2 separate regions of the Homo sapiens genome follow, and region 2 is linked to region 1. Evidence: chromatin loops called from intact Hi-C (ENCODE). Cell type or tissue: PC-9. All regions are shown on one strand.

Evidence for each region. Hi-C counts contacts between places; a loop is a spot of excess contacts. Peaks named below come from ENCODE experiments on the same cell type or tissue, not always from the same donor. Only the 100,000 strongest peaks of a DNase experiment are listed, where the experiment ranks them.
Region 2: it touches region 1 in a loop (9-fold over the local background); 10 of 110 quality-filtered maps call a loop at or near these places.

What each region holds. Positions count from the first base shown.
Region 1 is chr13:49,854,742-49,862,741 of GRCh38, reverse strand. No RefSeq gene overlaps it. Among named protein-coding and RNA genes, the nearest start is that of KPNA3, 66 kb to the right of the region's middle. In PC-9, no CTCF peak of the experiment used is centred here; DNase peaks (open chromatin) are centred at 2,991, 4,071 and 4,331; H3K4me3 peaks cover 1,115 bases; H3K27ac peaks cover 4,213 bases.
Region 2 is chr13:51,065,584-51,073,583 of GRCh38, reverse strand. It overlaps the pseudogene GUCY1B2. Among named protein-coding and RNA genes, the nearest start is that of C13orf42, 42 kb to the left of the region's middle. In PC-9, CTCF peaks have their summits at 3,170 and 3,370 (motif pointing right); a DNase peak (open chromatin) is centred at 3,363.

The sequences.
Region 1 (8,000 bases):
TTTGTGTCTGGATTCTTTTGTCCAATGTTTATGAAATTCATCCATGCTATACATAAATCGTAGTTCATTCATTTTCAGTGTTGTAAATATTCTTTTCTTTTTTTAGATTAAGGCAGTTACTTCATTTTGAACAAGGAAGTAGCATAAGCAACTCAGTGTGTGCCCCTTAAGATGGGAGCTCTTCCCCCATATCACTCCCCACTCCAAGGAATAATTTTGGGAGAAAAAAATGTCTTCTATCTGGCTACCTGTGATACCTATGATTGCACCTTCTTATATGGCGGGCACGTCATCACGTCCAGACGAGCATCTAAGGAACTGCATTTTGGGAGTTGAAACTTTCATTTGGGTCTGAGATGAATGCATGAACTAACACAGGGCCATGGACCCACTAGTCTTGATCAAGTTAGAGAAAATGAAGGTGACTATTTACACTTCCAAGTTGCTTTCTAGATCCTTTCATTAAAAAATGTTCTGATCAGGCCGGGCGCTGTGGCTCATGCCTATAATCCCAGCACTTCAGAAGGCCGAGGCAGGTGGATCATGAGGCCGGGAGATCAAGACCATCCTGGCTAACACAGTGAAACCCCGTCTCTACTAAAAATACAAAAAGAAAAAAATTAGCTGGGCATGGTGGCAAGCACCTGTAGTCCCAGCTACTCGGGAGGCTGAGGCAGGAGAATGGCGTGAACCCAGGAGGCAGAGCTTGCAGTGAGCAAGATAACAGGATTAAGAGATTAAAGTTTAAAGAGATTAAAGACAGACATAAGAAATTATAATAGTATTATTTGGGAACTGATAAATGTCCATATTAAGAAGAAATCTCCACAATTTATGTTCCTCTGCCGTAGCTCCAGTCAGTCTCTCCATTCAGGGTCCCTGACTTCCCGCAACACCAAGTAAGCTTTTCTTTTCTTTTCTTTTCTTTTCTTTCTTTCTCTTTTTTATCCCCTCTCTCTCTCTTTCTCTTTCAGATGGGGTCTTGCTTTGTTGCCCAGGTTGGGGTACAGTGGCACAATCACAGCTCACTGCAGCCTCAACCTCCCTGGCTCAAGCAATCCTCCCTCCTCAGCCTCCCAAGTAGCTGAGACTATGGGCACACACCACCATGCCCAGCTAATTTTTGTATTTTTTGTAGAGACAGGGTCTCATCATGTTGCCCAGGCTGGTCTTGAACTTCTGGGCTCAAGCAATCCTTCCTCGGCCTCCCAGAGTGCTGGGATTACAGGTGTGAGCCACTGTGCCTGGCCTAAACTTCTTTTCTTTATGAGTGACCCAATCTGTGGTCCTTTGTTATAGCAGCAGAAAAAAAAAAAATGACAGGTACTATGGGGGAAAATGGACAAGGAAGATCCTCTCATATGGGCGAGAGGGTGGTTATTTTGGCTGACCAAGGAACTCAGCATACTTCTGGAAAATGAGAAAAGGTGATATGGTTCATGCTGTTGACTCACACCAGTATTTGTTGCTTCCCCGCTCCCATTTTCACAACTTTATTGAAGTATAATTTTGAATAATAAACTGCATATATTTGAAGTTCACTATTTGATAAGTTTTGGTAAACATATGTAACTATGAAACCATCTCCACAAACAAGATGCTGAACATTTCCATTGCCATTGAAGGTTTTCTCATACCTGTCTGCAGTTCATTGCACTTTTTAACCTGTCCCCAGGCAACCACTGATCTGCAGTCTAGCTACATAAGTTAGTTTTTATTTTCAAGAATTTCATATAAGTGAAATAATACAATATATATCTTTGTTTGGTTTCTTTCAGTCAACAGATTACTTTGAGATTTAATGAAAATCAGTTTTGATTTTGCTCAAGTGATCCTCCCACCTCAGCCTTCCAAATAGCTACGACTATAGGCACGCACAACCCTGCCTGGCTAATTTTTAAAATTTTTTCTAGAGGTGGGGTCTTGCTCTGTTGCGTAGGATGGTCTCGAAATCCTGAGCTCAAGTGATCCTCCTGCCTTGGCCTTCCAAAGTGCTGGGATTATAGGCGTAAGCCACCACACCTAGCTGACTTTCATTTTCTTAACTGACTTTCAAAGAGAAATGTTTTAAATGTTGATGAAGCCCAACTGATTACCTATTTCTTTTTCTTTTTTTTCTTTTTTTTTTTTTTAGATGGAATTTTCTTCTGTGGCCCAGGCTGGAGTTCAGTGGTGTGATCTCGGCTCACTGCAACCTCCACCTCCCAGCTTCAGGCAATTCTCCTGCCTCAGCCTCCTGAGTAGCTGGAATTACAGGCATGTGCCACCATGCCCGGCTAATTTTTTTTTAGTAGAGATGGGGTTTCACCATGTTGGCCAGGCTGGTCTCGAATTCCTGACCTCAGGTGGTCAGCCCACCTTGGCCTCCCAAAGTGCTGGGATTACACATGTTAGCCACCATGCCAAGCCCCATCTATTTCTTTTATATCTTCTTTTGTGTTCTACTTAAGAAAACTTTGCTTATGCCAGGGTCCCACAGATTTTGTCCTATATTTTTTCTAGTAGATTTATAATTCTAGGTTTACATTTAGATCTATGATCCATTTTAGATTTTTTTTTTTTTTTTTTTTTTTTGAGATGGTGTCTCCCTCTGTAGCCCAGGCTGGAGTGCAGTGGTGCAATCTTGGCTCACTGCAACCTCCGCCTCCCGGGTCCCAGTTCAAGCAATTATCCTGCCTCAGCCTCCCAAGTGGCTGGGATTACATGCACATGCCACCATCCCCAGCTAATTTTTGTATTTTTAGAGAGACAGGGTTTCACCATGTTGGCCAGGCTGGTCTTAAACTCCTGACCTTGTGATCTGCCCACCTGTGCCTCCCAAAGTGCTCGGATTAGAGGCATGGGCCACCGCGCCCCGACATTTTAGATTAATTTTTTCGTAGGGTCTGAGGTCAAACTCCTGGCTTCAAGCAATCAATCCTCTTGCTTCAGCCTCCTGACTCACTGGGATGGCATGGGCCACTGTGCCTGGCTCCCAGCCTCCTCTTTAATCAAGGAGCTTTGGCTCTGTGAATTGACTTAGATCTCAACACAAGAGGCCATGACTGTCCACTGCAGTGACTCATCAGGTTTTTAGCTACCAGACCTAGAATTTTTCCCTCTGTTACAGATCAAGCAATACAATGGTAGATTGCCCATCTATTTCATTCCTAAGAACACCATAACTTAACCACCATCAAATATGTCTGCAGGCCAAAGCATTCTGATTGCCCTTTACAGTGGATGCATTTACTTTGTCCTTGGAGATTCAGTGCCACCCCTACCTATGCCACTCTGAGATCCCATCATCCCATCATTGAAATTGGGGAGACCATGTCAATGGCATATTTTCCACCTACCCTATAGAAGAGAGCAACCACAGAGCTCTCCTTTGAAAGAGGTTGCAGGTGCTCCATTTATTAATGCATTTCTCAATGCTTTAGTGAGGGAGATGTCTTCTGGGTTTTCTCATGGGACATTGTTTGGAGGTAGGACTGAACAATGACATGATGAGAACAGTAAGGTAATGTTTTATACCATATTCTGGGCTCTGTTCATGATTACTTTTTTCTGATAATAAGGACTGTTTCAATATTTTAGACATTTTAGAACATGACAGAAGATTACAGAAAGATATTAGGGTATTTTATGATTTGAAGTCTCACAAGGGACAGAAACCAGGGAAGTCTCCAGGTTCCTCAGCTGCATTTATTTGTGTATCTTCTTTTGAGGATTCTGCCATTATTATGACAGATTTTCCGTTCTTAGTTTTGGGTCTCTCCCTTCCAATTCTGGCAGGAGAAAAGCCCAATTTCTTTTTCTCTTATTTTATCAACATTCTTGGAGCCTTTACTGATAAAGGCAAAATTCAGTACAAAGCATACTTTTAACTGGCCTATTTAACAAGTATTTTAAAGAGCAAAAATCTTTCCTATCAACTTCCACAAAGGTGTCCAAAGTCATCCTTTTAAATTGGAAAGAGTTCTTAGGGAATTACGCAATGGTATGTACAAACCTGAACAGGCTGTACTCATGAGGACAAATATGTGATTTATCTAAGCATAGTAAATACTTCAGAGTTTAGTTTTCAGGGTTGGAATGTCTACTGTAAACAGTAGCAATGACTATCTCTATAGCAAAATTTCCAAGCATAAGAAGAAATCAAGTTTTTCAAGAGAACATTTGCTCAGTAATACCTTTGCTCTTTTATTTATAGGGTAAAAGAGGGAAGAAATATGAGAAACATGCTTATAATACTTTTTTCTTCCCATATCCTTTTCCTTACCATAAAAAAAAGTTCTGTGGACTGGAATTAAAGATCAATGATGTATCACTGAAGCCATGAAGTCCTGCAAGTTTACATCATGATGATTCAGTGCTCCTGGATTAGCAAACCTTCCTCTCTGTGCATAAGCATCCCTCAACAATCCCAGGCCCCCGTGTCAGTACTGCTTCTGAACAACTCGCTAGTAAGCCCTTGAAAGAATGCAAACCTCTTTAATGTAGTCAAATGAAACAGATTTGTGCTCTGTCAACTCAGTCTTGACTTTTGCCTCCAGATTGTGGATTACTTGAGATGCCTGAAATATATTGTTTTTAAAACTGAAAGGTAGCTCCATCATTTCAAAAGCAGATAGTAGAGATGTTTACCAAGAAAAACATAGCCAAGGCCGGGCGCGGTGGCTCACGCCTGTAATCCCAGCACTTTGGGGGGCCGAGGTGGGCAGATCACGAGGTCAGGAGATCGAGACCATCCTGGATAACACGGTGAAATCCCATTTCTACTAAAAATACAAAAAACTAGCCGGGCGTGTTGGCGGACGCCTGTAGTCCCAGCTACTCGGGAGGCTGAGGCAGGAGAATGGCGTGAACCCAGGAGGCGGAGCTTGCAGTGAGCCAAGATCGCGCCACTGCACTCCAGCCTGGGTGACAGAGCGAAACTCCGTCTCAAAAAAAAAAAAAAAAAAAAGAAGAAGAAAAACATAGCCAAAACATTACATTCCAGCCCATGGGCAGTGAAGATTAGATTTTCCTGTTATCTTCCACCTGTTTTTGTTGTTGCTGTGGCTTTTTGGCTTGTTTGTTTTCATCCCTGCTGTAATCCCTGATTAACTCTTATTTTTTCAGGTTGTTGTTTCATGTATTTTGGCCACCACTTCCTGCCAAAACTATCTAATATCTGTACATCTCTAGAGGGTTCTAGCAACTATGCTGTCCTTTTTTATAGGAACTGATTCTTTTTTCTTTTTCCCACCCATTGAGCTGATTCTACTTGAACTCAATGAACTTTTGGTCTCTGTGCTTCTTTATTTTAATTAATTGAGCTTTCTATCTAAATTGGCACACTAAATCCTGAACAATCCAGAGCTGCATGTTTGGTCTAGATTGGTTAGCCACACTGCAGGTCATAGAGTTAGCGTGGAAAAAATATTCCAATTTCCAGACCCTTGTGAAAATCAGAATTAGCCAGAAGCACCAGTTTGTAGAATCATGGACAAATCTGGGAAAGCCCAACAATTTGGGGGATGTTTAGCCCCAGATGCACAGGATTGGATTAGAATTAGTTCTAATCTACCAGATGCGTTGGCACACACCTGTAATCCCAGCACTTTGAGAGGCCAAGGCGGGTGGATCACCTGAGGTCAGGAGTTCAAGACCAGCCTGGCCAACATAGTGAAACCCCATCTCTACTAAAAATACAAAAATTAGCTGGGTGTGGTGGCAGGCACCAGTAATCATAGCTACTTGGGAGGCTGAGGCAGGAGAATCACTTGAACCCAGGAGGCGGAGGTTACAGTGAGCCAAGATCGCGGCATTGCACTCCAGCCTGGGCAACAAGAGTGAAACTCTGTCTCAAGACAAAAAAAAAAAAGAATTAGTTCTAATCCTATTTATGGCATACTTTCCTCTGTGGTCCTTAAGTGGCCTCCTCCATTAAATATTGTTATGTTAATATACATATAAACATAGCTGTAGACATAGATAAATACTCATGAACCCACCATCTCAAGCAAAAACTAAGACCTTGACAACAACCTACATCTAACCATATGGTTGCTTTTCCCATCGTGTCCCTCTGCCTTTGTCTACTCAAGGTAGCCATATTGCTGAATTCCATGTTAACAATTTCCTTGCCTTTAAGTCACCATAGTGTTTGCAAAAAAATAAAAAAACAATTTCCTTGCCTTCCATTTCATATAGTTGAATTGCACGTATTTGCATTCATAAAAAGGAACTATTATCTTGGTCATAAATTTTATTAAAAATGCATTGCAGAATATGTAAACTCTTTAGATTCATTTATTATTATTATATTGTTAAGATTCCTCATATTTTTGTGTGTTGTTATGTGGGAGTTCAATCAGGCTGGTGGGAAAAATATTAAAGATAGTTATAAAAATAAACACAAACTTTCTTGGAAGGCCTGAAGGTTTTTACAGAAGTCTCAGGATAAGACAATGGCTGAAGGCAACCTAATCCTTACCTTGAGTAAAAAGCTTCAAGTGGGTAAGGAAGAAGGCAGAGTAGTGTATCTAGCTAGGTTGTTTAAGACTAACCTTTGATCTACCACCGGTGCTTAATTACTTTCTACAGGAAGTCCACAATGTCAATTACCCTCTGGTGGTGTTGACTCAAGCCTTTGTCAATTCATCTTTACTAAATAAATGCGAGTCTCACTAGTTGGTCAGGGCCATGGTCGTGACTGTTTACAGCACTCTGCTTGGAGTCTGTAAGTGGCCCAGACACTCAGCTGGACTGGCATAGCAGAATATCTGTGTGTCAGTGTACTTCATTCATCCATCGTTTGGGTCAGGGTCTGCAGATAGACCCCCTCATTGCTATAGTTCATTCATGTTGACTGCTGAATAACATTCCATTGCGTGGATTTACTACAATTTATTTATTCTGTCTTTTATAGTTAGGCTTTTAGGTTCTTTGCAGGTTTTTGCTGTTGTGAACTGAAATCCTGTGAACTTCCTTATGCAGTCACTTGTACACATGAAATGGTTTATGTTGGGTCTATACCTAGGAGTAGAATTGTTGGGTCATTGAGTATGTGTATTAGTTTCATAGAGCTGCTCTAACAAATTACCATAAACTGGGTGCCTCAAAAAAACAGAAATGTGTTATCTCACAGTAAGTGTCCTCAGGGCTGGTTCCCTATGGGAGCCTCTGAGGGAAAATCTGTCCCATGTCTCTCTCGGCTTCTGATGGTTGCCAGCATCCCTGGACACCCCGTGGCTTGTAGATGCATCACTCCAATTTCTATCTCTGTCTTTACATGGTCTTCTCCTCTGTGTGTTTCTGTCTCTGTCTCTCCTCTTCTTCTTTTTTTTTTTTTTGAGATGAAGTCTCACTCTTGTCCCCCAGGCTGGAGTGCAATGGTGCAATCTCAGCTCACTGCAACCTCCGCCTCCCAGTTTCAAGCAATTCTCCTGCCTCAGCCTCCCAAGTAGCTGGGATTACAGGCGTCCGCCACCACACCTGGCAAATTTTTGTATTTTTAGTAGAGATGGGGTTTCACCATGTTGGCCAGGCTGGTCTTGAACTCCTAACCTCAGGTGATCCACCCACCTCAGCCTCCCGAAGTGCTAAGATTACAGGCATGAGACCCGTGCCTGGCCTCTTCTTTTCTTATAAGGATGCCAGTCCTATTGAATTTAGGGCCCAGTATGACATCATTATAACCTAGCTACTCACATCTGCAAAGTTCAAATAAGATCACATTGAAGGTTCCAGGAGTTAGAATTTTAACATTTTATTCTAGGGGACAAAATTCAACCCATAATAGTATATGAATGCCCAAATTTAGGAGAAAATGTCAAACTTTTCCAAAGTAGTTATACAATTTTACATTCTCACCAGCATTGATAAGATTTGGTGTTATCAGACCATTCAAATTTTTACCAGATGAATGAGTATAAAATTGTGTGCCATTGTAGCCTCAATTTTTTTTTTTTTTTTTTTTGAGACGGAATCTCGCTCTGTTGCCCAGGCTGGAGTGCAGTGGCGCCACCTCA
Region 2 (8,000 bases), 1.2 Mb before region 1:
CACTGGTCATTAGAGAAATGCAAATCAAAACCATAATGAGATACCATCTCACGCCAGTTAGAATGGTTATCACTAAAAAGTCACAAACAACAGATGCTGGAGAGGATGTGGAGAAATAGGAATGCTCTTACACTGTTGGTGGGAGTGTAAATTAGTTCACCCATTGTGGAAGACAGTGTGGCGATTCCTGAAGGATCTAGAACTAGAAATACCATTAGATCCAGCAATCCCATTACTGGGTATATACCCAAAGGATTTTAAATCATGCTACTATAGAGACACATGCACACATATGTTTGTTGTGGCACTATTCACAACAGCAAAGACTTGTAACCAACCCAAATGTCCATCAATAATAGACTGGATAAAGAAAATATGGCACATATACACCATGGAATACCATGCAGTCATAAAAAATGATGAGTTCATGTCCTTTGCAGGGACAAAGATGAAGCTGGAAACCATCATTCTTAGCAAAATATCACAAGGACAGAAAACCAAACACTGCATGTTCTCACTCATAAGTGGGAGTTGAACAATGAGAACACATGGACACAGGGAGGGGAACATCACACACCAGGGCCCATTGCGGGGTGGGAAGCTTGGGGAGGGATAGCGTTATGAGAAATTCCTAACGTAAATGATGAGCTGATGGGTGCGGCAAACCACCATGACACATGTATACCTATGTAACAAACCTACACATTGTGCACATGTACCCTAGAACTTAAAGTACAAAAAAAAAAAAAAAAGTCAAGAGCCATGGGCCATGGAGAGAGACTCAGGCCGAGGGAATACCATGCAAGGCATCTGTGCTAGAGGGATTATGGCTCATGCGAGGCAGCTCCAAGATGGCCCTGACTGATCTGTAGTGCATTACTGAGCACCCGTATTTGCCAAGCACTCTTCTAGGCCCTGAAGGCAGAATAGGACCAGATCCCTTCCTTCAGAGATTTTAAATTTGGGGGCAGAGGTGTATAGGCAATAAGTAGTCATCTATGACATGCATATATATTTACGTAGAATAAAGGGCCGGGGGTGAAATGCTGTGAAGTCTGGTGGAGAAAGGCACAGAGTGTAGAGAGGCGGAAGGTGGGGAGTTCAGTCAGTGGAGGCCTCTCAGAGGTGGTGACACTTTAATGGAATGAAATGGGGGATTAATGGAGACCAGAAGGAGAACTGCCCAGGCAAAGGACCAGGAGGAGACCAGGAGGAGAACTGCCCAGGCAAAGGAAGGCTCCATGTGAAACGGCATCAAGGGATCTTGAGGAGAAGGAAGGAAGGTGCCCAGGAGTGCTCGAGGGTTCTGAGCAAGGGAATAACACAATCTGATCACGTTTTTAAAAGATGATTCTGGCTGTTGGGTGAGGTTTTGACTGGGGATGGGGGTGGGGTGGGGACAGCTGTTGAGCAGCTCTGTAGGGTCCTGAGGGAGTAGCTTGATCAGGGTGGGGATAGGGAAGTAACCAAAGATGATTGGATTTAGGATCAACTCTGAAGGAGAACCTTCCAGTATTTAGGTTTGCTGTGAATTCGATATGGAGACATGGGATCGTGATAGAGGTTCCCTTTATTGAGTTGAATGAGGGATGGGCTGATGGGCAGGGGTATTTGGTGGCGAGGGAAATCAAGAGATCTATTTTAGGTATGTTTACTTAGAGCTTTCCGTAGACCTCCAAGTAGAGATGTCAAATGGGAAATTAGGTATCTTTGTGTAGAGCTCAGGGGAATGGCTTGGTCTAGGGTGTAATCCCGGGGCCATCCTCGCAGAGGTGGAATTTGAAGCCACAGGGAGGTGAGGTCACCTAGGTGCTGAGTGGAGATGTAAGAGGGAGGAAGCTGACACCTGAGGCCTGGAGTACCCCAGCATGCAGAAGCTAAGCAGAGGAGGAGCAAGCAAGGTTCGAGAAAGAGTGGGCCAATGAGCAGGAAGTGCTCCAAGGGTGCGGACTGAGCCCAGAGGGCGAGAGGGGAAGCGGCATGGGAGACCGGCAGGGTTGGTGGAGCAGGCTTCACAGCCAGGTGAGAAAAACAGTCTCAATTTTTATTCAAAATCGGACTGTCCACAGCTGAAAGCTCACTAACCTGTCTCATGAGACCCAGCTCTGCACTCCTTCTGACTGTTTCTAAAACTCAAGCCCTGCTGAGAGACAGTTGCCTGTAGCAGAAGCCCACGGGCAGCTGAAGTGTCATTCATGACTTAGGTGCTCCTTTCACTGAGTGGTCTCTGGCCTGCACTGGGTGGGAGTGCGGATGGACTCTGGATCCCGAGTACCCCCTCATGCAAAGAAAAAACTACCCAGCCTCACCCTGTCTCACACGGTCTCATCCAAGCTGCAGGCCTGAGGCCCTGGCTGTGTAAAAGTGGGCAGATGATTTAGGCCCTCTACGCCTTATTTTTCTCAAATGGGAATTGGGCACGATAATAACATTTCCTAACATATAGTGTCATGGTGAAGGTTAAATGAATTTACACCTGTTAAAGTGCCTGGTAGATAGTAACTGTTAACTATTGTCATAATGAAAGAATGTTGATTTGCTATCACTTAGGATATTCAAAAATTGTGCCACACACTCTGAAAGTAGCTGTAAAAGAGAAATTCTCAAAATGTTTCAATTGGAGGAAGTACAGTCTCCTGAGAAAGCTGTTTTGAAGAAGACAGCACTGCACCGACTTGTGGTTAAGATTGGGCTCATGGGACCCTCATGAGCACCTGATAGCATAATGCACATAAAGCCCTTGGCCTGGTGTCTGGCAGAGTAAGCACAATAAATATTCAGTTCATATTATTATTATTATTAGGGCTCTCAAAATACATAAATCTGCAAGTTACATTCAGTTGGTTACAATGTAACAATCCTTTTTTGTCATGCCTCCTTATATATAGTCCCCAGATCACCTGGTTTATTTGCAACTTTTCCTTTATCAAATGGAAGTATAGATTAGGTTAGATTTGAAGATTGTTGACTTTGGTCTTGAGGAGCCCTTACCTCGAGTGCCAGTGTTGCGAGACCTCACCTCCATTCTTGCCTGGGTTCTGTACATAATGTACAAAGTCAGATGTATATTCTCTTTGCAGTTCTGGGACCACTGCACCTGGAGAAGGTTGTAGCCTCATTTTACACTGAGGGGCACTATCACTTGGGAAAGACAGAGGACTTTTTCATGATTACTCCAGACCTCAAGTACCAGTTGCAGGGTGAAGACTCAGACTTGAGCCCAGTCCTCTGAGCCATGATCCTGCACCTGGTCAGGATTTGTGAGTCTTCAGAGCCACACACCTCCTGCCTCCCTTCCTGCGGGAATGACTTACACAGCGTCCTGTTGGCATGTGGGGCTTTGGCCACACGGTGGCGCTTTACGCTCAGCAATCCCGCTGGTCCTCTTAATGCATCGCTGAAGATTTGAAAATCAAACTGAAAAGGAAAGAGCCCTGCCCTCTAGTTCTTAGAATACACAGATATCATTGTCAACGAGTATGGGGCCGTTAGCAATTGAGGAGGTGAGCTGGGTTCACTAGCTGGTTACCACCCTGTAGGAAATGCCTCAGTTCTTGCTGGTTTCATCCATCCTAAGGGGAAATCAAAGGACCTCTTGTCTGAAATCAAAGGATTCAGAATTCCACATTCAGAGCCCATTTTCAGGTGTTTTTCACAACATTGTACTCAACCACATGTGTGAATCAAACCTCACTTTCCAGTGTGGCTGATGAAATAAAATGGGCTCACATAAGCCAGAGTTTTGACATTCCTGGAAAAAGAGATTTTTTTTCTGAAGATATTGTCTGACTCCAAGACAGGCCTAAACCTCTTCCAGAAAAAAGAGAGGGGTTAACAGCAGCTAGTTTTATTCTTCTCTTGAAGGTGATATAGGACATAGGCCTGGTTGTGAATACCAGCTCTGACACTAACTAGTTTTGGAGCCTCAAGGAAGCTACTTCATGTCTCTTCACCTCAATGCTCCCATCAGTCAAGGGTGTTTATGATAATAGGACCTACACTATAGGATTGTGGTAAGGCTGAATTAATATTAAGTAGAACGAAATGCAAGTGGTTCAGTTCGTTCAATTCTAAAGTCTTTGACCTGTAAAAAATGGCAATTTCATGTGGCTCATTCTAAAACATGGAAAGTGCTTTGTGCCAGGCATATTGTGAGGCTTGGTGAAAGTGAGTGATTATTATTACAGCTGGCATGAAAAGAGTACAAGCACTTACTATGAACATTTAGGAAAACAAACCGCCCTGTCTTCTGGTTATTTTTTTCCTGAAGATTCTTACTGATAGCTGACTCAGTTGTTGCTGCATACTAAAGTTTCTAATACGCAAATATGCCAAAAGAGATCTGGCTGTTTATCATAGCTCCACCTTTAGCCAGGTTATCCCAGCCTCAAGACATCTTTCAATGAGATATTAATCCTACCAAGGGAGAAAACTCAAGGCCATCCCAGTACCACCTGCCACACGAGTAAAGCTGAACTCTTTCATTCTGTGCCTCTGCGGTCCCTAGGTGATGGAGACCTCCCTCTGCAGAGCCTGCCTCTCAGAGAGCACTCTATGCCTTGGACTGATGTGGAAATTGATCCTCTCAGTCCCTCTGAAGCACACACATCAAAGTTGAACTGTTCTATGTCCTTTTCCTTCTTAGGTGAATACTAGCTAATCTGTTCAGCCAAAGGAATATATTTTTATTCTGTCAGAAGTTTCCCAAGTTGTAGCTAAAAGGAATGAGAATTTCAGAGACCTGGCAGGCCTGGGGGGTGGGGGGTGGGGGCGTATTTTTTAACAGACGGGCCTCTGGGAGCCCAGCTTCAGCCACACCCTGTCTTGTGTCCGGGGACACCTTCCTCTGCTGATGTAGGCCTTGGAAAGAAAGCCAGCAGCGGCTCAGAAGCCAGGCAGTCTGAGGTAGACTGGGGGCAACAAATCAACCACAGGAAAGGCTTCCTACCAGGAATGAGGCAGCTGCGTTCCCAGAAATGCACAAACAAACCACCAAAAACCAGATCAGGGTCCTATCTTCCTCTCAGACACTCTTACCTTGCATTCTCCCTCTAGTTTCTTTCCTTAAATGATAGAGGTTTACTCCAGCGACCTCCCAATGGTATCCCGCCCTCCCTGCAAGTCCATGAAAAATAAAAGATTTGTGTTTCTCATCGCACATCATACATAGATCACGGGAGATGAGATGTGGCTTATTGGATCTCATCACTTATCACAGGACACGCATCAAGCGAGACTGTGTTTACATACATGTTACTAATTTGGGGAATGGTGTTTGAACTCTTCAATGCACCAAAAGTGAGTTAACAAGTTAAGCCAGGCACAACAGAGAACAGACTGTATTCACGTGAAGTTCAAGAGCAAGCAAAACTAGTCTGTGGCGATAATATGATAGTAATCGGAATAGGGGCAGCTGAGGGTGGTAGGACTGATTGAGAAGGGGTACCGGGGAAATTTCCATGACCACAGAGATGTTCCATATCTTTATTAGGGTGTGAGCTACACAATAGTGTACATTTGTCAAAGATCATGAAACTGCGCACTTAATATAGAAAAAGGTAACAGCGAAAAATATCCCTCAAAACAACAGTCACAGTATCGGCAGGGAGGTCCATTATGTCATGGAGGAGAGAAGGGGAATTTCCATATAGTGAAATTTCCTCCCTGGCTGTCTATGCAATTGAAAAACATATAAAACGTCAGCCAATTTTCCAGACAGTTTCAAAATCTAGGGACTTTTTTTTTTTTTTTTTGGTACAAGCACTGTCTATGTCTTTTCAAATGTTTACAGAGTATTTACAAAAAGTAGTCCGTTGGGTGGCAGTTGTAATTAGGGAAACTGGCAGTGAAAATTAACACATACCATAAAAGAGGGATAATTACTCCACTGTCATATACAATATTATTATCAAATGGTATTCACCCAGGAATCCAATTGGTTCATTCCCACTCAGCCTCGTTGTTACAGGAAAGACCCTCCCTTCCTTGTTACCCTGGTTATGAAGCTGCCACGTTCCACGGGTGATATGCCATATGGTACTTAACATCAGAATCAAAATGAGCTTGTGCTTTTTGTGTGAGATGTTGAAATTTATCAGAAAATCAGAAAGCCTAATTTCCACCAAGTTCCTGAGAACTGCCATCTGCCGCATGAAAAAGAAAATGGAGATTTTTTTTTTTTAAACCATTTACTTATTGTGAAATGTGAGGGTGCTGGTGTATGTGTTTGAAAAAGCGGGTTGGGGGTGGGGAGGGGGTTTGTGAGAGAGCGCCAGAGCAAGCCCGCTTGGCAGGGCAGAAAGAAAGAGTGTCAGCTGAATGGAGGCAAGGGTTTGCGAAGCGTAATTATGGAAATCATCTATTCCTGAGCCTTTTTTTTTTCTCCTCCTGACCACATGTTCCTTCCACAGAGGAGCAGCACATAGAGTCCAGCTTTTGAGAATAAGTAAAGTCCCCATTTCAGAAAGAAGAGGGGGCTGAAACCAGTCTCTCCAGGTGTCAAGTCCTTCTATGGAGGAGCTGGCGTGAGTTAAGCAGGGAGAGTAAAAGCAAAGGAGCCAGAAAGGCTGAGTGGAAGGAGGACCAGGAAGTCTTTCTAAGGAGAGTGACAGAAAGAAGGGCAGGCAGGATAGGAGAGGGAGGCCAACAGCGGAGAGTGAAGGAGTGCCTACTGAGAAGGGAAGAATCTTTCAGCAAACTTCGGATGCCAAGGGAAAGATGCTGAAGTCTTCCAGGAGGGCGTGCGATGCCTGGACGTTCGTTTCAGTGGACGGCCCCAGTCTGTGGCGTTGTGGTCCTCGACAGACTGTCTTAACCATGAGTCACATCCCTCTAGTGCCCCACACCTCCACACTGCCTGGAGGGCTTACCCCAGCCTTTGATTTTACTAAATGTATTTATTTGTTCTCTGTTTTTACACCAAAGCTAGCATGTGTGTTGGAACAGCTACAGGCGACATTTGTTGGACCTGGTTAGTGGCTGGATTTCTCACCTCTGACCACAAGTAATACTCAGGAAATAGACCTCTGGCAAACAGCCCACCAGAGCCTGAAACGGAACAGTGATGGGGATGGAGGATAAGGCTCAAGGCACCAGGGGACTTCCCATTATGACACTGTAGGGCCAAGTGTTGGTCAAGGCAGGCCGTTCTTGGATGGCATCCAACGTGGTTTAATTAAAGATACACTAAAAAGATCACTCAATAGACAGCCTCATCTACAAGGCAGTCTTCCTACAGGAGCTTAGGGGTGTATGCTTTTCTGTGCTTGCAGAAAGGCGTTCTGTGCCGTTGGCACCTCGGGGAGAAGCTTCAGGTTTCAGGCTGAACTCCTGAGAGCTTAGCATCTGGGGTGTGCACGACTTGGGGTGCCAGGCAGCAGGTCCCACTTGCTCACCAGAGGGGGCGGCCTTATGCTTTACCCCGCAGGTGACTGAGGACCCAACAGTGTGCTCCTTGCTTGGAGGCTAGTGATGAGCTCCTAATTTCACTGTGGACTGCCCAGATTTCTACAAGACAGGCTTCTGGAGACGCTGTGGATTCTCTCCTGAGTGACTAGGGGCTGGCAGGAAGGGCGGGCGCTTGGTGCTGCATCTCAATCCCTGTGGCCCCAGGAGCAGCTGCGGCAGGAACATGGTGAGCAGCTCTCAGCACCCTTGGCCCTGACTTTCCTTCCGCTTCTGTTTGTTGAGCACCTATTGTTCAAAATGCCTGTTATCTAAGAGGCTACAGTTTCCTGAGCGCTTACTATGTGCCAAGTACCTCACACGTATTACCTCATTTAATGCTTACTAAAACCCTATGAGGAAGGGACCATTCTCACCCCCATTTTCCAAATGAGACAACTGAGGGTGAGTAAGATCTGGCTTGAGTCAAACAGCAAATAAGACTTGGGGTCAGCAATGAGCCCTCATGGTCTAACTTCAGAACCGTTACTCTATAACCCCAACAACCATCCTCCAACACAGCAAACGGTATTATGTCCACTTTAGCTCATGAGCAG